Regions from separate parts of the Mus musculus genome. Here all the other regions are linked to region 1. Evidence: chromatin loops called from intact Hi-C (ENCODE). Cell type or tissue: heart. All regions are shown on one strand. Region 1 has its middle 15 kb from the start of A530016L24Rik. Region 2 overlaps A730018C14Rik (RIKEN cDNA A730018C14 gene). Region 3 has its middle 7.2 kb from the start of Gm40584.

The links. A loop is a pair of places that touch in the nucleus more often than their neighbours do. Peaks named below come from ENCODE experiments on the same cell type or tissue, not always from the same donor. Only the 100,000 strongest peaks of a DNase experiment are listed, where the experiment ranks them.
Region 2: it touches region 1 in a loop (6-fold over the local background); 12 of 42 quality-filtered maps call a loop at or near these places.
Region 3: a loop joins it to region 1, with 6 times the contacts of the local background. A loop is called at or near these places in 10 of 42 quality-filtered maps.

What each region holds. Positions count from the first base shown.
Region 1 is chr12:112,470,678-112,478,677 of GRCm38, reverse strand. No RefSeq gene overlaps it. Among named protein-coding and RNA genes, the nearest start is that of A530016L24Rik, 15 kb to the left of the region's middle. In heart, a CTCF peak has its summit at 4,708 (motif pointing right); a DNase peak (open chromatin) is centred at 4,707; H3K27me3 peaks cover 6,774 bases.
Region 2 is chr12:112,407,908-112,415,907 of GRCm38, reverse strand. It overlaps A730018C14Rik (RIKEN cDNA A730018C14 gene), which reads left to right. Exons shown (of 4, transcript NR_036459.1): 3 at 1,831-1,946; 4 at 3,540-4,885. Among named protein-coding and RNA genes, the nearest start is that of E330035G20Rik, 6.1 kb to the right of the region's middle. In heart, a CTCF peak has its summit at 4,155; no DNase peak of the experiment used is centred here; H3K4me3 peaks cover 557 bases; H3K27ac peaks cover 880 bases.
Region 3 is chr12:112,538,851-112,546,850 of GRCm38, reverse strand. No RefSeq gene overlaps it. Among named protein-coding and RNA genes, the nearest start is that of Gm40584, 7.2 kb to the right of the region's middle. In heart, a CTCF peak has its summit at 3,683 (motif pointing right); DNase peaks (open chromatin) are centred at 1,370, 1,720 and 3,730; H3K27ac peaks cover 2,824 bases; H3K27me3 peaks cover 2,780 bases.

The DNA of each region.
Region 1 (8,000 bases):
ACTACACAAAAACCTAGGTTTCAGGAGCCTGAGAGCTGATGGCACTAATTAAGTTCTAGACTTTCTAGTTGCCAGAATAGGGACTATCATATAAAATCACCACTCCATGGGAACTGTGCACTGTCTGTGCAGAGTTGGCCGTAAACGCAGGCAAGGAGGGAAAGAGGCAGCTTGGAGTAAGTGTGTAAGGGGGAGTTTATAGCTCGCCATTTGAAAAAATAATGGAGTCATTAAGAAAAATACCTTTTCAGAGCACTAAAATTAGAGGTGGATTGATTCTGTGGTAAACGGCTGGGGTTCCCTTTTGGGGAGTTATTTAGCGCTTTAAGGCTGCACTCTCCATGTAATAGTGTCTAAAAGCCTAGCTGTTGTGAAACTGTCACCTTCCATAGCTGGCTCGTCCCTCTGGGAGGCAGGACCACGCTGTGGTGGTGGTGGAGTGGGCTGGAGGGAGAGAAGCCCAGGAATCCTGTCTCAGGTCCCGACAGGGATACGCAGGCTGTCCACTGGCATGCCCGTGCCCAAGGTCTCATAGAACCCTGGCAGATGGGGGCTGAGCCCAGGTAGGGCTGCTTCCTGAAGCGGCCTCCCACCTGTACACCTGCCTGGTACTCCTTCCTTGCAGGGTACACAAGCCCATTGAGTTGTACATCCATCCCACTTTGCCAGAGTGAGGCTGATACTATGAGGGAGGGGCAGTGTCACAGCTGCTGCAGTCATGACTGCCATAGCAAGGCGGGTCTATAGCGTGCAATGGGGGTACGCCCCAACTGTGAGCATGTAACTGAGTATGCAGCAGTGCTGGGTGGGCTTCTAGAATGTTCCCAGGGAAGCCGGTACCTGGGAGCTTAGTGCAGGTAGCACTTGTGAGCAACAAGGTCAAGTCTGGGTCTCCCTGGCCGCGTTTACCTTGTAGAGATCCTTGGCAGGGCCTGGGTGAACTTACCACGACCTCAAGTAACCTGCAGATTCTGTCTATACTCTGGGGTGGCAAGTACTGATGACTTCTGACCTGGCCAGCCTGTCCTTCTATGTCAGGCAAGTATACAGGTAGAAAGGCCTAGGAGAAACAGCACGGTGACCTGGCTTCCACCTACAAAGGTCTCAGTCTATAATGGGTGTAGTGGCTATTCCTGGTTGTCAACTTGACAATATTTGGAATGAACTACAATCCGGAATTGGAAGGCTCACCAGTGACCCTTATCTGGAGGCTTGGAGATCCTTATCTGGATCTTGGTTTGAAGATCTTGAGCCACAGTGGCTATGGATTCCAGAAGATTGAATCTCCGAGTTTAAGGAACACACCTTTAATCTGGGCTACACCTTTCATCTGGGATTAAAGGTGTGGTGGAACACACCTTTAATCTGAGCTACACCTTCTGCTGGAGACAATATAAGGACATTGGAAAAAGGGAGTCTAGCTCTTGCTCTTGCTCCTTTGCCTGCTTGCTGCGTGAGACTGAGTAACTGCTAGATCCTTGGACTTCCATTCACAGCTGCGACTGAACAATTGTTGGGAATTCGGCTGCCGACTGTAAGTCATCAATAAATTCCTTTACTATTTAGAGATTATCCATAAGTTCTGTGACTCTAGAGAACCCTGACTAATACAATGGGTGTCACTCAACAGCATCTTTGTCCAATCCCCTACCCTGACTCCAAGCAGGTTGTTAGAAATAAAACCCAGTGGAAGGCCGTAGTGGGTGTCCTGTCCCAATCTTACCCTCCTGCCCCCTGCACCCCCATTAGTCCGGTCCACAGCTGGGAGGATGCTGTGGTGGGCCGCTGCCTTCTGGCCCCACTCAGAGTTTATCTGGAGCTCATCTTCACTGAGTTATGGCTCATTTCTGCAGCGAGGGACGGCTCACTTTATTAGCCCCATATCGAAGGATCGTGCATTTTAATCTCCGTGGCGGTTGGGAAGGCCGCCTGATGGATTTCTCCTGTCCTATCTTTGTGTGTTTGCCTCCTTAAAGGGAGCGTTGCTCAGCTCCCACACACGCCATCATGAGGTGGCTTTTAAGGAACATGTGGATTCCAGGCTTCTTGCGGGAGGGAATTGGAGCCCAGGGAGGTAGACTTGAGTGGCTGCCCTGCCTCTCCCTTCCTTACCAGCCTTGGTTATCCCTCTGGTTCCTAAGCTGTCTCTATCTGCTCTACACCCTGGGCCTGGGCCACCTTACTTAACACTGACCCCCACCTCCAGGCTATCCCCCACCCCCACCCGATCCTGCTCACCCCACAGCAGCACTGCGGGGCCCGCTTTCCTCCAACTCTCTCCGTTCCACTTCCTTTTGGGACATCTTTTCCTGTAACCTTCCTCATCTGTACCCCAGCCCCAGCTCGGAAGAGTAGGCTGTGGAGTTTGGGGAATGCTGCGTGCTCAAGTGCCTTCGTTGTAGGAGCCCATCTGTGCTCAACTGGGGTGGAAGAAAGGAACTAGCAGGGGAGGCCAGCCAGGCACCTTAACACATGGCTGCTGGTCCACAGCTGGCTCTGTGTGACCCAGATCCCCATCACAGACCTTCTTAAACACGTTCCCCACCCCTACCTCAGGAAAGGCCATGCTCCACTCAGACTGCCCTCTTCCCATTCTGACATCAAAGCTTCCTGCATTTGCAGAGTACAGTAGTCCCTCTCTGAAGACTGCCCCCAGCTTGCCCCTTATAAGGGTATGCTGGCCCGTGAGCCCTGGGTCCGACAGGTAGGCATGCCTGGAAGATTTCTCTCTGTTTGGGGCTCCAGTTTGTGTGCACTCAGAATGGGTGTATGGGACAACTGGTCCCCTCTCAACAGTCACACAGAATGTCTGAGGGCCTTGTTTGTAAGATTGTGAGACCCAAAGAACACCTGCTAGTTTACATCCCACAGGGCCCTAAACACCAGCACGTTCACACCTTGTATTTCTGCAGTGGTAGTGGCAAATGAATGCAGATTGTGGTGGCCCTTCAGGGTCTGGGTGGAGGAGGAGGGTCCACACGTGCCCTGAGCATGCTGTTGGTTCTCTAGAGACACAGGTTTCATGGGCCCTAGGGGCCCATATACAGCAGTCAGAGGCTTTCCTTTCAAATAGCCACTGGCTGAACTACTGACTGATGCTAAGACTCTGGGTGGCTCAGCAGTCACTCTGAGACATCCTTCTCTTCCCAGTTATCTCAGATTTGCCTCTGCTTGAGGTGAGGAACAGCGTCTAGTCCCCAGTGGCTCTCTGGGTTGGACTTCCTGTCATCTGTGGTCTCCCTATCCACCTGCTCAGATCTGCTGCCCTGCAGTTGAGGTGCTCCAAGGCGGCGAAGATATGCTTGGCGGCCAGCAGTCTGTAGGGGGTGTCCTTAGCATCTGGGACAGAGCCAGGTTGTCTGTGGTGATATTGCTGCCCAGGGTGCCCACAGCTCTACCTGTGGCTGCTTCAAGGCATGTACAATTCTACCTGCTTTTCATACAGTTCCCTCCAGCAGCTGGGCTCTGTGGTGTGGGATCAAGGCTCATAGATGCCAAAAGACAGGTCAGGCAACGCTCAGGGCAGGACTACTGCCAGGAACTGACCTGAAACCCATTATTACCATCATGCTTCCTGTGAGGCCCTGAAGGAGAGGGCCTGCGCCAGCCAGCTTGGGTTTTGCTTTGGGCTGTGGTACTTGCTCAGGGACCCCATCAGCCGGTTTTCCCATGATCCTCTCAGCATTAGGTTTCTGCTCCTCACTGCAGGAAGCTAGACTCTCTGGAGGTTCCCTAAAGAGCTGCAGTGGGTGCTGGGTGTACCGTCACCTGAATGTCAGCCCCAGCCTGTGGCTGCCACCTGCCCACACCTGCATTCTCCTCTGTGAGCAGGTGGAACCCAGGTGAGAGCCTGACACAACGTTGACCTGGGACATAATGATTTGCCTTCAGGTAGTGTGGGTTCCTGAGATGGGCCAGGATGGACACCGGCCATGGGCTCTATGGTTTTCATGTCCTGAGCACAGCCTGCAGGCTGACTTGAGACCTCACTGCTGGGCCCTTAGCTGCTTGTTCAGTCATGTGTCCGCTGGCCTCCCAGCTGTGTTCCTGTCCTTCCAGGTGAAACAGGAAGCCTGGGTGAGCTAGGACAACAGCAAGTGCTGACATCAGGACACCCAACTTTTCAAGGGCCCCTGGTCCTGGCTGCCACAGTAGAAGAGTGTCTATCAATAACTACAGCCGCAGGCCTCATTTTTAGCACATCAATAGACAGCAAAAGCAATGAGGTTGAAAGGAGGCGGGCAGGGCCTCATAAAGGCCCCTCACTTCCCCTGGACCGCACAGGAGGAGGCAGGCAGCATGCGCGACATTGCTGTTTAAGACCAGTGTTGATTAGAATTTTTATAAGTTTTTTTTATAAGAGTAATAACAGCTCTTTGGAGACAATAACGTGGCTCAGGCAGGGTTTTAAAGAGCTTCAGGAATGAGGATGTGATTAGCAATCAGGGGCAGCTCTGCCTGGGCTGCTGATGTCTTGCATTTGTGTTTATTGTCATTTGCCCTCTGGGGACGGAGCTCCGGTGACAATCAGGACTCCTCAAGAATGAAGGTGATGCTTCAGAAACCAGCTCAGTGCCCGGGGTCCCTCGGTTTCCTCAAACGCTGGCCTCTGCCCATGTCTGCAAGGCCAGTGAGAAGGGTAGCCCAGCCTCGCAGGGGATGGACCTGCATCCCTTGGTGCTGCCTTTCTCATGTATGGAGTTCACCACCAGGTGGCGATGGAGGACTGGCCAGAGAAGGTCAGGCTGCATCCTTAGCTGGGCTGGCTGGAGGCAGCTGTCCCACAGCTGGTGGGGCTATTCTAGGCCATCCTATGGTCCAGGAACCCTTATATCAACAAGGAGAACCCTGTGGGGACAATACGTTACTCAGCGTCTGGGCCCCCAAGGGTGTCTTTCAGGGCTGAGGGGAGCCACACAGTTGCCTGGATCAGAGCAGTCTTTGCATTGGGAGAAACTACAAACTCCCAGGTACTATACTCTGGGGGCTTACAGCCTCTGGGTACAAGAGTGGCTTGGTGCCATGTGCTTTCTCAAAGGCTTAGGTCCTGCTCTGGAGTACCAGTATTCCTCCTACCTCATCTGAATGGCCTTACCTGGTTGGGATAAAAGGAATGAATAGTATAAAGCCAGGGGTCTCCCTAGCAGGGGGCTGCAGACACTTCTGGGAGCCCTGTGGGCACCTAGTCTGCAGGGTTCTGGTTGTTGTCCTGTGGAATCCAGTGTCAGAGAAAGCTGGGTTACACCCAAGCCCATGTTTGTTGGCCTGGGTCCTCCCTCTCATCACTAGCCAGGTATCAGGCAGAAGCAACAGAGCCCACACTTCCATATCTAGGCATCTGGGCTGGATCCCCTCCTGTCAGCTGACGAAGGCCACTGGGGTTTGGAGAACGCAGCAGCAGCCTTTCCACTGCCTGCATGACTGTAATAGTCACAGCACACCCTTCTGAGTCAAGGACTTTTGGCTCAGTTTGAGAATAGCCCTATATCCCAGCCCATGTGGATGCTTGATCTCAACTCAAAGCATTTGGATCTCAGCCTTATATTTGAATCCTCATTTTTTTTGTAAACTTGAGCCCTGATCCCACCACTAACTGAGCCCTGATCCCACCACTAACAGCCCTGATCCCACTATTAACTGAGCCCTGATCCCAGCCCTCCTGGAGCTCCACACTTAGCCCACAGAACCTGGCTCTAGGCAGAGATCTGAGGATCTGAGCGGAGAGACGGACATTGTGAGGTAACACATCTTTCTGCTGAAGGTGGTGGTGACCTTAAATGTGTCTGGAGGGGACATTTAGCTTCTTTCCTTGCTTTGCTCCTCGTGGATATGGGGCCGATGGCCTGTGACTCTCGGGGACAGAACACAGCTTGAGCTCTGGGCTCTTGTCTGGGTATTTGAATCCACCATTAGTATGTCCTCCCCATGCCAAGTGTTGCTTGCCCACAAGGACATCTGGGAAGGTGGGAGCTAGCCCCAGAGGTTGTGCTGGGGTTGTGTCTTGGCCTGTTACAGTATGAGGCTGGGTATTTGCATAATCTGCCATGTGGAGCCCCAGGAAGACCCCTGCAGGGACTCTCTGCACCCTAACATGGCCAGGCTGATCACCCACCACCAGCAGCCTCATTTCCAACTCCACAACTGTCCCCAAGATGACAGCACTGTTACACACTCACCCCATCTCAATTCACTCACTCTCCACCCCGTCCACGGTCCTGCATAACCACGCTGCTGACTGCGTGTGAGTGTGGGGGAGTTCTGAAAAATTACCTGCCACCAGCGCTTGTTTAAATCCCGGGTGATTTATGAGTGTGGACAGTTTTAAGGCCACCGTGGAGCAGGTCCTCAGCCAGACTGCTGAACTGACAGTTTCCAAAGTGAACGCAAAGGCACCGGTGGCCGCTTGCTGCCTGCCCCTGCAACACAGACCCAGCCCACTGCAGTCATGGCCGGGCCATGCCTCCTGCAAAGAACCAGCAGGTCTCAGCAGGGGACCTGAGAGTGTCCCCATAGAGCAGTCTGCCCCAGGAAGGAGGAGCAGGGGACACAACGTGACCCTACAATGTTGAATGGCAGGTTTGGGTAGGGGTTAGATTATTCCAAATCTGAGAAGGCTAATTTGGTGAGTCGGGACCCAGGTGAAGTGAACGGCTTTCTCTTTCCTTTCCTGAGGACATTGGTGGCAAAAACGGGTGTTTCATGGAAGCTGGGGTTTGGTATTTTCATGGGTCAGCCTGGGACACAGGGGTGGGTAAGGAAGGAAGACTTAGAAGTCTAAAATAAGGTTCAATGGCCATCAGGGACACAAACAGATCACCAAGGGTGGAAGAGGAGGGGAGGGAACCAAACAGGAGGGCTTATCTGAGCTTATAAAAGCCTGTCTGGTACACCCGGCTCTGCCCAGCCTTAGACTTAAGCCCATCCTACCCAACACTTAATCCTATATTTAGCAGTACATAAAACCTTAAACCTAATATAAACCTGTTTCTATTTCTACTTATAAGCCTAACCAAACTTTAACCTAGATCTACACATTGCCAGAAACCTAACCCCAGTCACAAGACTAATCCTAGTACTAGCTCCAAACCTTCTCATAACTGTAACCTTAACCCTAGCCCTAGCCCAAACTCTAGCCCTAACCCTGACCCTAGCTGTAGCCTTGATTCTGTCCTAGGCCAATTCGAGCCATAGACCACTAGGCTGGCCCTGATCCTGTTCTTAGCTCCAACTCTAGCTCTGACCCTAGCCTTAGTCCTATCCCTAACCCCACACTTCTCTCTAGTATGGATCCTAGACCATTCCATGGCCAGTGATCTCTCACTATGTCAAGTTGGGACCTCTGTTGCTGGGTGGGGAAGGTGGAAACCCCTCTCTGGCCAGGACACTGTGTGGTTAAAGCAGGAAGGCACAGTTGTCTGGCGCCCTGGGGACTCCTGCCTAGCCATCTCTTCTTTATATGTCAGGGCCAAATCAGAGAGTGTAGGTGGCCTAGGAACAAAAGAGGCTGCTAGGGGCTGTTAGGAGTGGGACCCAGGGTGAGCTGGGACTCCCTGCTGCAGGCAGGCAAGGTCTCCAGGCTGTGAGTCTGGACCATGGGGATACATGATGATTCAGCTCCCAAGGGTAGAGTAGAACCTGTGTTATCCTGGAGTGGGTCCTCATGACACCAGGGATAAGAAGTTCTTTGAGTGTGGATGGCACAAGAGTTCTGGCTGTTCATTGGAGTCAGGTCCACAGACCCCAGGGCAGCCAGCCTGGGGACAGTTTTAGTAAAGAAAGAGGCATTCGATGGCCTAGAGTCCTCTGGCTTCCTTTGAATAATCAATAGCAAGGACATGACCTGGACAGGGCATCTGAATTTTTGGAGGAGACATGAACAGTAGAAAGGAAGACCAAAAGGAAGACATGAACCTGGACGATCTTGGTCTTGGTTGCACGTCAGAGCAGAGAGCAGTGAGAAATTCTGGGACCTGGTCATTGGATGTGAACCCTTGGGGTAA
Region 2 (8,000 bases), 63 kb after region 1:
TCAAGTGCCCCCTTCCTCTCTCTCTCTTTCTCTCTCTCTCTCAGCTCCTGCCATCTCAGCTCCTGTGTGCTAGGTGCTAAGGGTGGGATTTGCTGGCCACCAAAAGTGCCCCCAGTAGCAAGCTGGACTAGTAAGACAACAGCAGCAAGCTGGCCCACGGATCTAATGCAGTCCCTGAAAGGAAGTGTCTGTGAGTCGTGTGGGTACAGATGACTGAAATACACACATTTGCAGAGGAAGAACAAGTGTCCCTTGCAGAGGAAGGACAAGTGTCCCGTGCAGAAGTTCAAGTGACTTGTGTAAGCACGGTGCTCTCCCTGGTCATCAGACACTCCTTCCAAAGGCAGCAGAAGGCAAGTGGGAGAGGAGACTCATTCACTGCAGACAGAAATCCGACAAGCTGGTTTCATTCGGTAATAGGAATGCCCTTGGACAGGTGGTGTTGCCGCGAGGTGGGAGGGGGCACTTACCTCTGTCTTTCCCTCTCCGAGCCACGGCTCATTAGTGGCTCTCCCACAATCCCCTACTTTCTTGTCTTTGAGAACCTGGGCTTATTTTCCAGGCTCCTCACCTGTCTCCTATGGTTTCCATCTCCCTATGCTTCTCTTGGTTTGTATTTCTGCAGCCCAGTCCACCAACTTGAGCATCATCTTCTGCTCCTATTCTTTCTATCTTCAGGAACGAAGTCTGAAACACATGTGACTCTCCTCAGATACTTATCGCAGTCACCCCTTTGGTCCAGCTTCTCCTCTGGGTCCTCCACAAGCTCCGAGCACCTCTGGTTGTTACTGTTTTCTTTTCATTTCGCCCCTGGTCCATGCCACTGTCTTTCCTTGGGTGACTGTGATCCAGAATTGTTTATCACACCGACTGCCAACAGCTGCTGTGTAGGTGGCAAAGGCCAGGTGGTAGCTAGCCCTTCTCAACCATGACTGGTACAGAGCAGGCATGGTACAGTCTTGGGTTCCCTAGGTTGCTGTATTGTCTAGCTTTTTTACTGTTGCCCCAAGATCCAGGCAGGAAGGACTTGGCCATCATGAAGCAAGCAAAAGAGTGAGTGACCTGAGGCCACAGCAGACCTCCCATGGCCATACTCCATACAGGCACGTACATGTCACACAGGAGGCCAGAAGGCACGTGCATGTCACACAGGAGGCCAGAAGGCACGTGCATGTCACACAGGAGGCCAGAAGGCACGTGCATGTCACACAGGAGGCCAGAAGGCACGTGCATGTCACACAGGAGGCCAGAAGGCACGTGCATGTCACACAGGAGGCCGGAAGGCACGTGCATGTCACACAGGAGGCCGGAAGGCGCGTGCATGTCACACAGGAGGCCAGAAGGCACGTGCATGTCACACAGGAGGCCAGAAGGCACGTGCATGTCACACAGGAGGCCAGAAGGCGCGTGCATGTCACACAGGAGGCCAGAAGGCACGTGCATGTCACACAGGAGGCCAGAAGGCACGTGCATGTCACACAGGAGGCCAGAAGGCTCGTGCATGTGAAGGCCCATGCTATCAGTCTCTCACATTCTCTGGAAGCAGATGTGTCTTACTTGCTTCACACGCTAGCCAGTTCTGTTCCACAAGCCACAAATCCTTTTCAAGGTGACAGAAACCAACAACTTTCTCTCTTATAGCAGGAAACTGTCAGGAACCACCAAGGCCTCCAAACAGCTGAGAGAGAGACTGGGGACTCATTCAGTGCTCCCCACCTCATCACTGACTCCTGGTGTCAAGGAGAAGCCAGAGATGCCCAGAGAAGAGCAACTGTCATAACACTGTGTGTAGCCTTGAGCCTAACTCCGTGAACCTTTCTTCTCTTCCAGCTGGCCCTTCAACCTGCCCATGCAGCAGGGCCTCCTTCAGCCATGTTCCCATTTAACTCTGAGCCCAGCAGGCACAAGCATCAAACGTTGTCCTGAGTCAGTTCCCTGATTCCTGGGTAAATGGTGGTTGTCATTTTTAAACTTTTAAAAGTCACATTTATTTATTTATCCATTCATTCATTCTGTATGCTTGTAGCTGTGTGTGTGTGTGTACATGTATGTTTGTAAGTGTTTGTGTGTGTGTGTGTGTGTGTGTACCATGATGTGTATATGGAGTGTCTTAGTCAGGGTTTCTATTCCTGCACAAAACATCATGACCAAGAAGTAAGTTGGGGAGGAAAGAGTTTATTCAGCTTACACTTCCACATTGCTGTTCATCACCAAAGGAAGTCAGGACAGGAATTCACACAGGGTAGGAACTTGGAGGCGGGAGCTGATGCAGGGGCCATGGAGGGGTGTTCCTTACTGGCTTGCTTTCCCTGGCTTGCTCAGCTTGCTCTCTTATAGAACCCAAGACTACCAACCCAGGGATGGCACCACCCACAAGGGGCCCTCCCACCCTTGATCACTAATTGAGAAAATGCCTTACAGCTGGATCTCATGGAGGCATTTCCTCAAGGGAGGCTCCTTTCTCTGTGATAACTCCAGCCTGTGTCAAGCTGACACACAAAACCGGCCAGTACATGGAAGTCAGAAGATAATTTGCAGGAATCACTTCTTTTCTTCTGCCACATGGGTGCTGGGGATCAAATGCAAACTGTCAGACTTGGAAGCAAGAACCCACACTGCCTGAGCCATCTTGCTGACCCTGGTGGCTATTTTTGATGGAAATTTCTGGTGTGAGAGCGTCTCTTGCAATGCATACCTGGTGGTGGCTCTATTCTTACCCAAGTCAGTTTGTCCACTAAACTGTGTGTAGATCACATCCAAAACCAGCAGGCAGCAGACAGAGGAACCCAGTCAGCCTGGCTGGTCATTTCGAGCGAGGTGTGGGAAATGTTCTAGAATCAGTCTTCTAGGAAGGTCTAGACCTGAGGTGGGGCGAGGACCATGCTCTCACTGTAAATCCATCAACGGATCCCAGGCAAAAACCAAGGGCTGCTCAGGAGGCTGCAGGTGGAATTGGCCTCCTGCTGCAGCCCAGATGCTGAGAGGAACATCCTTCTCTACTCAGACACAGAGCTGCTCGGCCTGGCACAGGACAGTGTAGCACTTGTATCCAGCCCCGGGCTGAGGTGCAAGACCATCGCAGGCAGAGTTGACAGCTCTAGTGGCCAGTTCTCACTACAGTCTGAGTGTCCAGTCAAGGTCACCAGACAAGGAGAGAGGAGAAAAGATCAGAAAAGAAGAGGTGCAGTTTGTTATTTGGGGGTTGGGCGATTTTCGTGTAAAACAATCCTAAGAAACTTTACAATTGGAATGGCTAGGTTTTGGTTTAGGGAGGTGTTAACCATCACATTAATATTCTCCAGTCAACACTAATTAGGGAACATAAAAGACAAAGACTTCCCTCTAGGAAGAAACCTCTGGGTATTTAGGAGCAAAGAGCACAGAAGGGTGGGACATCTCAATGAGGAAGTAAACTTTTCTGTCAGCCTGTTGAGGAGGTCTCACCAGCTGGACAGTTACACCATGGATAGTAAAGTCCAATTTTATGAGTACACTGATACATAATTTAAATATAATAATGTCACTTTAAATCCTAGCAGTTTCCCGTGGAACCTTCTCAGGAGGCTGGTGACTTTACCTGGACTCTCAAGGGACCAAGAAAAGCTTGGAGAGAAGCTGAGAGAGAGGGCTGTGCTCCACCCCCTGGCCAGGCCTCCCTGAGGAGACCCAGGAGATCAAAGGCTGACAGCACGTTGCAGAGGCTCAGCTGCATGCTGAGAGCTCAGTGTGCAAGGGGCTCCTCCCCACAGGCAGGATTCTGTGAAATAGCTGCTCTCTGCTCCGGCCGCATGGTAAAATGATTCACACCGTTATTGGAACCGTCAGAGAAGTACGTCCAGATGGGTCAAAGTTCCACCTTTGAGACGCAAAGCATTTAGATGGCACTCTGGCGAAATGGGAATTATGTCAAGATACAGAACAGCAAGATACAACCAGTTTGATAAAGGTGACTACTGTGTTATAGCTAATACTCTCCTCACTCAAGGCAACAGACAGTTAAAATTTAAACCACCAGCCACGCAGTAGATGGAGCACATAGAGAGCACACACAAGCAGATAACACAAATAACAGAACAATGGAAAAGTAGACACATGATAGGATCCTGCGGTTGATAGATGATGAAACCCAATGGCCAGGTAACGGGAAGAGCGCCCTCTCTCTACCAACCAGAGAAGTGCAGTTAATACAACTTTTACAATTGTCAGGCTCAGGGAGACCTTGCTGATAATGGGTAGGTTAGTTCCCGGCCACATTGCAAGGAATGTTTGCTTTCCAACCTTGAGAAAAAGCAATGTGGTGTTTCCTAACAAAGCTGGAGCTGGGCTTGCCCCTCTCCCTTCCAGACATTCTACAAAGTGACATCCAGGAATGTGCCCAGAGGAGCATGGGACCACGGAGACCGTCAGGCACAAAGGTGTCGTCCGAAGCTGCCTCTCAGCCCTGCGTGGAATGAGCAGTTGGCCATGGCATATCTCACTCGAGCAAATGATGGTGGCAAAGGTGCCAGCACCTGGCCCTGCACACTCAGATCACATAAAATGTAATGCTGACTATGAAACAACAACAACAACATATATATATATATATATATATATGCACAGAGTGATGTCATCTGTGCTAGTCTTTGCTACAGCCACGTGGCACATCACAGCAGAGGTCTCAGAAGAGAATGTGGGAGAGAGAGAGAGAGAGAGAGAGAAACACGGCTCATTTTATTTCTAATGTCTCACTCCTTAAAACAATTATCGGGTGACATGCTAGCATGCCTTAAGTCTGGGGTAAATTACACGTGATCCTATACAAAGGGTTCCAAATGTTTGCGCTGTCCCATAATGAAATGCCGGGACAAAGGACATAGATTCTGAAATAAAGAAAAATACACAGAAGAAATATAAGAAAACAAAAGATGTTCAGATAGCAGAATGGATGAGAAATGAGCCTGCAGAGCTGGGAAGAGAAAAATAAGCCATTTCAGGAATGAACGGAAGCAAAGGACACTGGGAACACAACATCAAGGACGTTCATTCATTCAACAAATAATAATTGAACACCTGCTGAGAGTCCAGCCCTGGGGACTTAAGAGGTCCCTTCCTTTCCGGAGCTGAGTGTGATTAGGGAGGGGGACAGACTGTCAGCAAGAAGCATGGGGCATCATCAGGAAGAGGTGACTGTGGGCCGAGGATGAGAGCGCCTGGCCAGGCAGCAGGGGCAGCAGAGCTGTATTCAAGAGCTGGAGGAAGCTCCGTGCTAGATCAGGAAGCCCTGAACTCAAGACAGTGTGCATGGGGGTGGGACATGGAGAGAGGAAGGAGAGCCCAGGTGAGGGAGGAGGCTCCTGAACCCCTCCAGGTAGGACATGGTTCATAAAGTCCCATTAGAGATAGGACAGACCACGTCTGTCTATCTTGGAGTGGAGACTAAGGGCCAGCCCTGGATTTATGGTGGAGCCCAGGGAGACACCAAGGTTTAGGGAAGCTGAAGCCCAGACAGGCTGAAACAGCATAAGGTAGTTACATTTATTTATTTTATTTGATGTGTATAAGTGTTCTGACTGTATGTATGTGCATTGTGTATGTGTGTGTGTATGTACATGGATGTGTGTATGTGCACCATGTGTGTACTATGTGTGTGTGTATGTGTGCACACTGTGTGTGTGTGTAGTGGCCTGAGAAGGTGTTGGATTCCCTGAAAATGGAGTTACAGGTAGTTGTGAGCTGCCGCATGAGTTCTGGGAACCGAACCTGTGTCCTCTGTAAGAGCAACAAGTACTCTTAACTGCTGAACCCTCTCTCCAGCCCCAAGCTTAAATCATGTAGAGACAGGCTGAGCATTCTGCGTCCTCCTTCAGAACAAAATGAGAAGGGAAGAACAATGAGACACATGGAAAGCCGGATCTATGGTGGGTCCAGGTAGGTTCAGAGTGGCAAGTCTCTCAGGGACCTGATTCAGGGACCAACTTTTACCCCACCAGCAGGTCAAGACTGGAAGAGATGTCAGAAGGTCCTGGGGACTGAGCCTGGGTTGCTCCAGTGTCCGTGTGACTACTATGAGCCCATAATTTCAGCACAGCACAGCACAGCACAGCACAGCACAGCACAGCACAGCACAGCACAGCACAGCACAGCACAGCACAGCACCACCTCTTCAGCAGCCAGGTGAGGGGTGGAGAAACAGAGAAGCTACCCCAGGTTGGGTCGGCTCCATAAGGGTCGGTCTCCCATGTGCCAAATTCACTTGGCCCCTCCTGGGATGGAGCATGGAGCCTCGGACACTCCTGCTGCCCTCTCTCCACTAAACTCACAGAAGAACCAGAGGTGAGGAGCCCTGAGTGATGGTCAGTGGTCCAAGGATGCGAGATATAGGGGTCCTCAGCAAAGGAAGCCCCGCCCGTGGTCAGCGAGAGGCCCTCACTAAGGTACACTCACCAAGCTGCTGCCAGGGTCAGGGCCTGGCATGGGGTAGGAGGAATGCCCAACTCTCACACACTGAGTCTGAGGGCTTGTGTCTTGTTTTCGGAACAAGATCTCACAACGTAGCCTAGGCTCCTCGCAAACGTACAATCTCCCCCCAAAGCCTCTCGAGTGCTAAGATTACAGATGTGCACCACTACGCCTGATGCTCGAGTTTGATCCTTGATGGGACCCAGGCGAGATGGTAGACTCGCTCCCAGGCTGAGCTCAGAGATGAAAGGATGCAGAACTGGTACAGTCCTGCCTAGAACTCATTTCTTGTAAAAAAAAAAAATTCAGTCCCATTGGCTGAAAGTGCCAAGAGCAGAACTCAATTGCTTGAGATCAAAGGACCGAGGCCCTGGGTCCCTGTGTGGCTCATTCATTGCTCTTCCCAGTTTTAAAGGCCTCACTCCGAGGGGGAAGGGCGGGGAGCGTGCTCAGAGTTTTCAGCCAGCAGGAACGGGCTGAGTCCCTGCCACACTCTGGACACCAACTGCTCTGAGGTCTTTGTTTTAATTTTATGTAAGTGCATGTCTTGCCTGAATGTACCTATTGTACCGTCCGTGTACCTGGTGCCCACAGAGGCCTGAAGATGGGGTCAGATCACCTGGAACGGGAGTGACCAATGGTTATGAGATACCTGCTAGGTGGGTGCCGGGGAATTGAACTCTTTTCAAGAGCAACAAGTGCTCTTAACCCTTGAGCCATTGCTCCAGACCCCCAACTGCTCTTTTGATCTGTGACCTCCCTCAGCACAGGCCCCCAACCCCCACAAGCATGTCTTCCTCTCCCCCAGCTCCTGTGTATTCAGCCACCTTCACCATCTTGTTTCTTTACTCTGATGTTTTCAGATGACGTCTCACTGTACAGTTCCAGTTGACTGGGTCTCAAGTTCACGAGGACTTGTGTCTTAGTTAGGGCTTTACTGCTGTGAACAGATGCCATGACCAAGGCAACTCTTATAAGAACAACATTTAATTGGGGCTGGCTTACAGGTTCAGAAATTCAGTCCATTATCATCAAGGTGGGAGCATGGCGGCATCCAGGCAGGCATGGTTCCGGAGGAGCTGAGAGTTCTACATCTTCATCTGAAGACGGCTAGTGGAAGACTCACTTTGAAGTAGCTAGGGTGAGGGTCTTAAGCCCATGCCTAGTGACACACCTACTCCAACAAGGCCATACCTCCTAATAGTGCTACTCCCTGGGCCAAGCATATTCAAACCATGACATCTTGTTTATACCGACCTGTGCCACACAGCTGTTGACCCAGGTCCCAATGGGCGTTCATCATTTGTGTCAGCCTGATGTGGGTCTCCCCGGCTGTCCTGGAGTCCCTTATGTTCCTTCATCTAGTTCTCCTGGGCTCTCTGCTGGGCAAGGCCTGAGTGACCTCAGCTCTAGTGGCTGCCATTGTGTCATGTGGATGACTCTTGGGACAAACAGCACACAGGGGCAGTGCAGGCTGGGAGAACTCTCAGGACAGCACACAGGGGCAGTGCAGGCTGGGAGAACTCTCAGGACAGCACACAGGGGCAATGCAGGCTGGG
Region 3 (8,000 bases), 68 kb before region 1:
GGACGTGGTTCTGTGAGCTTGTAATCCAGTGCTAGGGAGGCAGAGTTGTGGTATCCCTGAGGCTTACCCTTCCCTTTATGTTCTGCCTCTCCACAGGCATAAAAACAGTGGAGCCAATGAGAGACTTTCTGAAAAAGATGGACAGATCCTGAGAAATGACACCAAGGTTGTTTTCTGGCTGCCACCCTTTTGAACACACACATGCACAAATACACATATACATGTACACATAACACATACATACATACATACATACACACACATGTACATGCACACATTCATGCACATTCACTCACACACATGCACACATACACGCACATGTATATACCCATGAACACACACACACAAAAATATATACACACACACACTCACCCCCCATATACACACATGCACTCAAACATGTACACACACACATACACACATGTACCCACATAACCCACACATATGCACACATGCACTCACACACACGCACACACACACACGTACCCACATACTCTCACAGCTGCACCCACACACATCCACACCCACACATGCATTCATATACATGCACACATACACACACGAATACATACACACATGCACACATATATACATGCATGCAACTGCACATGCATATGCACACACATGCACATATATTCACGCTCATGTACTCACACGCACATGCACTCACACACGTGCATTCACACACTTGCACATACATGCACACACACACGTCTGTGGGTATTCCCGGATTTATTGTACCATGCTCAGAGTACCATTGTAGCATGGGCCACCTCCCCTTCTAAGAATCTGCTCAGATTTACTCAAGGTTCCGGTGATGCTCTTTTGTGTGTTTGTTTAGTCTTTGAAAGGGACGCTGCTTTCTTCAAGGCCTGCATATCTGTTAATTTATGTGGCTAATTGTTCTATTAATTCCCCTTTCCTTTACTCATGGTTTTGATCTGGCAATTACTGATGAGGTATGTTGAAGTCTCCCACTGTGACTGTGGTTTAGAGAATTTCTCCCCGTGTGTCTAGCAGCTTTTCTCCATATGCTCTGGAGCAAAAGGTTAATAACTGTGATGTGGTCTCAGTGGATGTGTCTGTCTCACCCTGTCGGGGGCTCGGCCGAGGTCTCTGCTAAGCCTTGCATCTAATTTCTGAATTCAATTTCCTCCAAGATTGTGTGGAGTTTTGCTCCTTAAGGATTTTGGACAGCAAAAGCAACTGCCTGGCTTCTTAAGCCAGTGAAACGAAATTTGAAAAACAGAAAGCAACAAGGCCAGCAACATCCACATGAGGTCACCCTGGGGCCCGCACCACTCTTCTGCTCCAAGGCCAGCTGTCCCCTGAACCCCCCAGAGGCTCAGGCCTCCTCAGTACTCATCAGAACTTCCTGGGCTCCACCCCCAATCCTAGGAGGCCTGAGGCTTTTGATGCGACTCCATAGTTGGCTGCTGCTCCCACGAGCCAATGCTGGGTGGTCATGGGCACCCTGGGAGTCGCCTGCTTTGGGCTGGCCTTGAGGCGTCCCACAGATCAGGTGCTACTTGCTATTTAAAGAGAGCAGAGCAAACCATGTTCCTCTCCACGGGGGCTGCACCGAGTCATCTGAAAGCCAGACTGAGCTACAAAGGCTCAGAGGAGGGACAGCCACCCACTTGCCTGTTGGAGCTGGGACTTTGTTCTCCCTGTCTTCAGCTTGGGCCAACAGTGTTGGCTCTCCCGGCTCAGACACTGTGGATCTGATTGTTTCTGTTTCCCCAGAGAACACGACTTGACCCCTGCTCTGACCCCGGCTGCTACATACTCTAGAGCAAAAGACTCCGGTTATTTTGTGCTCTGAGCTGCCTTCCTCTCAGCACACCCTCCTTCTCTAGGGGTGGGGGCAGGGCAGGTGGTTGTGTGCATCACAATGTCTGTGTCTGTGTCTGTGTGTCTGTCTGTGAGGCCTTATTGCTGAATGAGAAGGGCACAGGTATCTGAAGCCCACACAACAGGGCACTTCTAAAGGAATAGAAGATATTTTACGTTCCATCGCTACCTCCCTACCCCAACCAAAAATCTCACCTTGTTCGATATCCATATTAAGTAGACAGCAATATTCCTTCGCGTCTGGCAGAACACCTTGTCTGGGGCCCTGGCTGCACTGTCGGTCAATCTTCCCTACAGACATCAAGAGCCACTGGAGGGAAGGTGAAGGGGTCCCACACTGCACCCTTTCCACCCTATCTGTCATGGGGTGGGGACTGGAACCTTCCCAGGGGCTGGGAGCAGATAAATAAAGTGAGGGGCCTTCCCCTATGCACGAGCCTCCTGCACCCAGAACTGTTGTCGATTTCCCACAAAGGTGAGAGACTGTCTTCAGCTTAGTAAGTAACAAGACACCATTAAACAGGAAAACTAGCCACTGTCAGAAATCAGTACCGGAGCCTCCCTTCCTATGGGGATCAGGTCTCTTCCTTGCTCCACAGGCCTCTAGAACAAGGTCTTCCTGGTCTAGCCCAGAGCACAAGGCCATCCTAGTCTGGCCCTTTCCGGCCTCAGTTCGAAGTACTTATCCTTTGGTCTTTGCCTTTGACATTGGAATTCTGTATGGGTGACCTGCCACCAGGCCATCATCCAATTAGGATGTCGTTTTCTGGAATGTTCACCAAGCCCTACCCATTAGTGTTGCTTTCTGTCCCCTTGAGGACTGAAGTTCATGGCCCCACCCACCCATGGCCCCACCCACACCCATGACCCCACCTACTACATGGTCCCCCCACATAGTCCCACCCACATCCATGCCCCCACCCACCCCTTGGCCCCACCCACACGTAGCCCCATCCACACCCACGGAGGGATAGTTACGCCCAGCTCAGGGCTGACATTTTAAACGAATGAGTGCGCTGGATCTGATGTCTGGTTCACAAAGCCGTTCTCAGGACAGTTGAAGCCTAGGTCCCCTTCTTTCCCAGAAACTACTACCAGCTCTGTGGCTAGTCTCACTGCCGGCTCTATTACTTCTCCAGAAACTGCCTAGGCCAATGCAGGGCTCCACTGGGCTCCCTGGGGCTTGAACTGCCTGGAATTCCACTGGCGGGATTTTTGTGAAGAATGTCACTGGAAGCAGACAGGGGTAGGGTGAGGGGTCACGTTAGCTGGTGGTAGCTAGTTCAGTAGGAAGCTGATCTAGTCCTGACCCCTTTTGGAGACCAACAGGGACGCAGAAGAGCCTGTGAGGTGGGTTGCTTTACATGAGGTGAGGGACCCTGGGGCCCATGGAGACTAAGGCTGGAGGTGCCTGTCCCTATGGTCAACCTGAGTCCATTGAACCTGCTGCACCACCTGGCCTGGTGGACCACAGTCATCCGGAATGAGGAGGGCACCTCAGAAATGACACTACTGAAGGGTGGTTCAAAGGGTTTCATGGGAGATCAGATCTGGTTGGCTGAGGCCATCTTTGGTTCGCAAGGAACAGGAAAGACAAGGCCAACACATGTCATCTCATGAATGGAACAGCCCCACTGATGTGACAGCATCTAAACTGGCAGATATAACTGGAACTGCAGAGGGCAGAATGTTGGGCTCTGTTCCCAACTCAGCTGACCAATTCATGTAACCCAGACCAGGAGGGAAACCAGGCCAGGGTAGTGAATATTTGTGAACCTAATGCAGAGATTTGCAAACCCGGGCCTGGTCTCCTAACCGACATCTTTCTACCTGGGAGCACACTAGCCACAAGGGGGCGCTCGAGCTCCACCAGTGCTCATGGCTGGCTCGGCCCTTTCAGTGATTCAGGGATTCCGTTTCTGAAGCCAGGCTGTGGCTCCAGAAGGCCCAGCAGACCCGGGAAGTCTTCCTGGGACTGAGGGCGTGGAGAATGGGTGACTGAGACTGGCTGGACCCTGCGACACCTCCGGTCGTGGAAATGGCTGTGTTATGCTAGAATAAGGGCCAAAGGGCAAGGGTGAGCCGAATGGGGACAGGGCGACACGAAGACTTCCCCAGTCTGGTGACTTCTCTCCCCGAAGCCTGTAGGCCTCCCCTCAGGAGCCAGGGAGCAAGGAGTGGGACCCATCTCAGGGACGGCTGAATAATGCATGGTACACAAACCGAGGCATCAACACTAAGTGAGGGGGAAGGGAAGGGAAACCCAGTCTGTGTTAATATTTATTAAACCCACAGCCCGTCATTCAAGAGCCTCATAAATATTAATTCCTAGTTAAACATTTATATGAACGAGATTGCTTCTCCTCCCCCTCAAAGAACCTGTTTGAAGCTGGTGGTTATGGTGGCCTTGGGGGAAGAGGGGGTCTCCAGGGAACGCTTGGGCTAAAACAAGTCTGCTGGCCTTCTCACGACTTTGCAGCCTCTGGCCCCAACCAGCGCCTGCTTTAGTCAGAACCTGTCTGTTTTCCACACCCAAGTGCCCTAATGGCTCCAGCTGACCTTCAGGTACCTGCCAAGACCTCCTGGTGAAGGCCCTCGTCTCAGGCTACAAAACCAGTATTTCTAACAATTAGCTCCTGCTTCTGTCCATCATGTACATGTAGCAAGGTTTAGTTGGCAGGGGATGGTGGGAATCTGGGAGAAGGGATCAGACGTGGTGCCAATGCCTGGACTCCTGGCAGCTTGTTCTCCAGCAGGCTGGGTGCCGGTCTCTGGGGTCAGAGCATCTTCAGGCTGTATTCCTGGCTGTCCCAGTCCCAGGGCCAGCAGTGTCTTTGTTCTGCTCACTTTGACTATTGCTGTGGCGGAGTGGTGACTGGGGGTCGCTAGGCCCCGATCTCTGTCATCACATGAATAGAACATGTCTGCCCCACGTTCCCCACCCCAGCCCTCTCACATTTTGTTAAAGCTCACTCAGCTGTAATCCAGCCGTAGCCAACTTGTAACATGGTATAGCATGGGGATCCAACTTCATTTTGTTCCACATCACAAGCTGCTTACCCGGCGACTGTGTCCCCCCTGATGTGCAGGGTCCCCTCTGACCTACATGAGCTCTCATGTGCCTGTTCAGAGTCAGTGTGCTCCTTGGTGGCACCTTGCCTGCTTTCTGTCATTTTATTTTTAGTTGCCATGGCTATGCAGCCTGTCTCCATCCTGGCAGAGCGTGCCCTTCCCCTGCCTTCTTTCCAATCAGCTTCCCCATTCAAGGGCTTTTTATTCTTCCTTGCAGGCTGAGAATAGGGTTGTCGAGTTTCCGAAAAGAGCCTTCAGGAACTGTGATTTGAATGACATTAACAGAGAGACTAATTTGGGGACAATTGTTGGCGGTGCTATCCAGAGCCCCCCCCCACTCCCCCACCCCCATGTCTGACCACTGCACCTTCTCCTTTTAGTTGCTCAGCTGAGTCCTTTCACAGGGCCTAGCCATTCTCTGGTAGCTTAATTCTCAGCTACTTAATTGCTTCAGCTGTTGTCGTGAACAGGCCTTATTTGCTGGCTGGGTCCTGCGGTGTGCAGGAATATTATTGATCTTTGTGGCTTTATCTTGTAGCTGTAGCCCGTTCCAGCAGTCTGCTGATCCGGTTACATTTCCTACCCAGGTGCCTTGTTATCCACAAGTCCTGGCAGCTTTATCTCTTCCTTTCCTGATCTTAAACCTCTTGTTACTTTTCTGTGACTTGCAGTGTTGCTCGGGACTTTCGGGCAGTGAGGCGATAAGGGATGCCTTTGTGTGACTTCTGGTCATGCAGAGATTGGAGCTGGGAGGTCTCTCGTGTCTGACATTTCCGGAGGGTTTGGAAGATGGGTCCCACCAGGGGAAAGAGAAGCCTTTCATTGCAGCAGCCTTCCGGGAGTTTGAGAAGTTCTGAATAGGCATTGAGGTTTACAGATCCCTTCCTGTGTCCACTGTGTCCACTGTGTCCACTGAGATACTCTCTGTGGCCACTCCCCCCAGCTCTGGGCATCTCTCACTCCTCTCTGATGGGCCCATTGCTATTACTCTTTAGCCACTTTGTTCAATGCTGTTGATTGGAAGGTGGCCTGTTGTTTTATGCACCTCTAAGAAAGAAAAAACACCGCCTATAAAACCCTGACGTGACTCTTGATCATACAGAAGCCCCACTTTATATTCAGCAAAGAACTGCTTTGGACTTATTTAATCATAGGTTTTTATCATAGCTCACGCTACACATACATAAAGAGGAAAATAAAAACAGGTTAAAGTGGGGCAACGGTGTCTGAACATGCAGAACCGCGATCCTCGGAAGTGGGTTCCAACTGGTGCTCCCAGGGCCCTTGCTTTTTCAGTAGACTCAGACCTAGTGCCACAGGAGAACACGCAGATTGCAGCGTTCACAAATAGATGAATCCCGTCTCTCAGGCTCCGTGCAGAGCTGCTGGCATCAGTCTGAAGGCACTGAAATTTCCTGATCTGACTGGAATCTTCCAGAAGGCTTATAGACAACTCCGGCGAAACACTTTCTCCAAATGGCACTTGGTGCCATGTCAGTAGGCCCTGGCTGTTTAGGCCCCTGGAGGTGCTGGGTCTGCTCGCAGCACGATCACACAGGCTGCTGCCTGAACCCTCAGGCTGGGGGCCCATCTGTGCATGCAAGTTGTAGGGACATGATTGCTTCCAGACCTGATGTCACCATGCACTGCGATGGAGCACATGGCTGAGGTGACCTGGTCCCACAGTCATGGCAATGAAATGGGTAAACTGAGGCAGGGCTCATGAGATCAGTGGAATGGCAACGGAGATGTTAATACTCCATGGGCAGGAGGAGAGGGGAGAGTAGCCATTGGCTAGACCACTTCCTCCTCCTTCCTTCCAGGTTGTGTGTGTGTGTGTGTGTGTGTGTGTGTGTGTGTGTGTGTGTGTGTATGAAAGCTGGAAGGTTACCTGACGGTGGGAGGCTAGGGATGCAGGTTTCACGCGTTGTCACCCATGCTTCGGGGGTTTTCAGTGAAGCTGCTGCCCCTCCATGTTCATCCATGCTCCCATAAAGAATCCCTTACCCAGGTTCCTGTACATTAACACCAATAAACTTGTTGGTTCACCAAGATGAGCTTAGATGGATCTGCTCCTTTAAAAATTTTTAATTAAATGAACTAATTTGGATGGGTACATTTCTTTAGGCTCTTTGTGAGGTTAGACTTTTTTTTTTTTTTTTTTTTTTTTTTTTTGTCACCGGGAGCTGTAATGCAAGAAGTTGTCATTCTGATGGAGATCTGAAAGAACAAAAGTTGACTCTAGGAGGAGCCGGGCGTGTTCTTCTTTAAGCAATAGCTTGTGTAGCCGAGGATGTCTGAAGGGCTGCCTTTGGGGGCCAGGCTCAGCACCACCATCTTTCCCCATGTGTTATGGAATGGCAAGCCTTTTGGCTGTAGTAGAAGTTGTGTGCCCCGCTTCCGTGGGTGTGAAGACACGCAACTGAGGCTGCAGTGTGTGTCCAAAGGAGAAATTACAACAGGAGACAGGCATGTTGGTGTGATCTTCCACTTTACCTTCTGATTTGGCAGGGAAAGCCGGGGAGAAGAAGGATGAAGTAAGTGGAGGGGCTACCTTGACATTCCTCAAAGCTGGACACGTGCAAGGGAAAGAGAATATACATTTGACCTGTGCAGAAGAGCCCCTTCTGGGATTTGAACCTCAGAACTCATGGAGAGAATCAACAATGAGGAGGGAGAGGAAGGCAGTTTGAGATGTGGTGTGCAACACTCATTTCTCCAGGTCATAGGCCTGTGTTCGCAGAAGAGGTAAGAGGATTCGTTCAAAAGGGACCCCAAGAGTTGTGTGGGGGCATTTGCGGTATTGCCGAAGTCCATGGTGAGATGAAAGGAGAGGAAAATGGAGAAAAGATTTTGTTTGTGTCACTACTAAGCAAAGGTGACAAGATCTGTGTAGAGCCAGACTGTCTAGGGAGAAGACTGACAGAGGGCCAGGTGTGTGCCTGTGACACTCAGGATGGTTTAAAGCTTGAGTTACACTCCACGAAAGTTATAGAAGGCAAAACCCAAACCAAACAAAACTTGTTCCTCTCCTCTGCAATGCCTGCTGGGAGTAGGGAGCTGTCCTTAGTGAG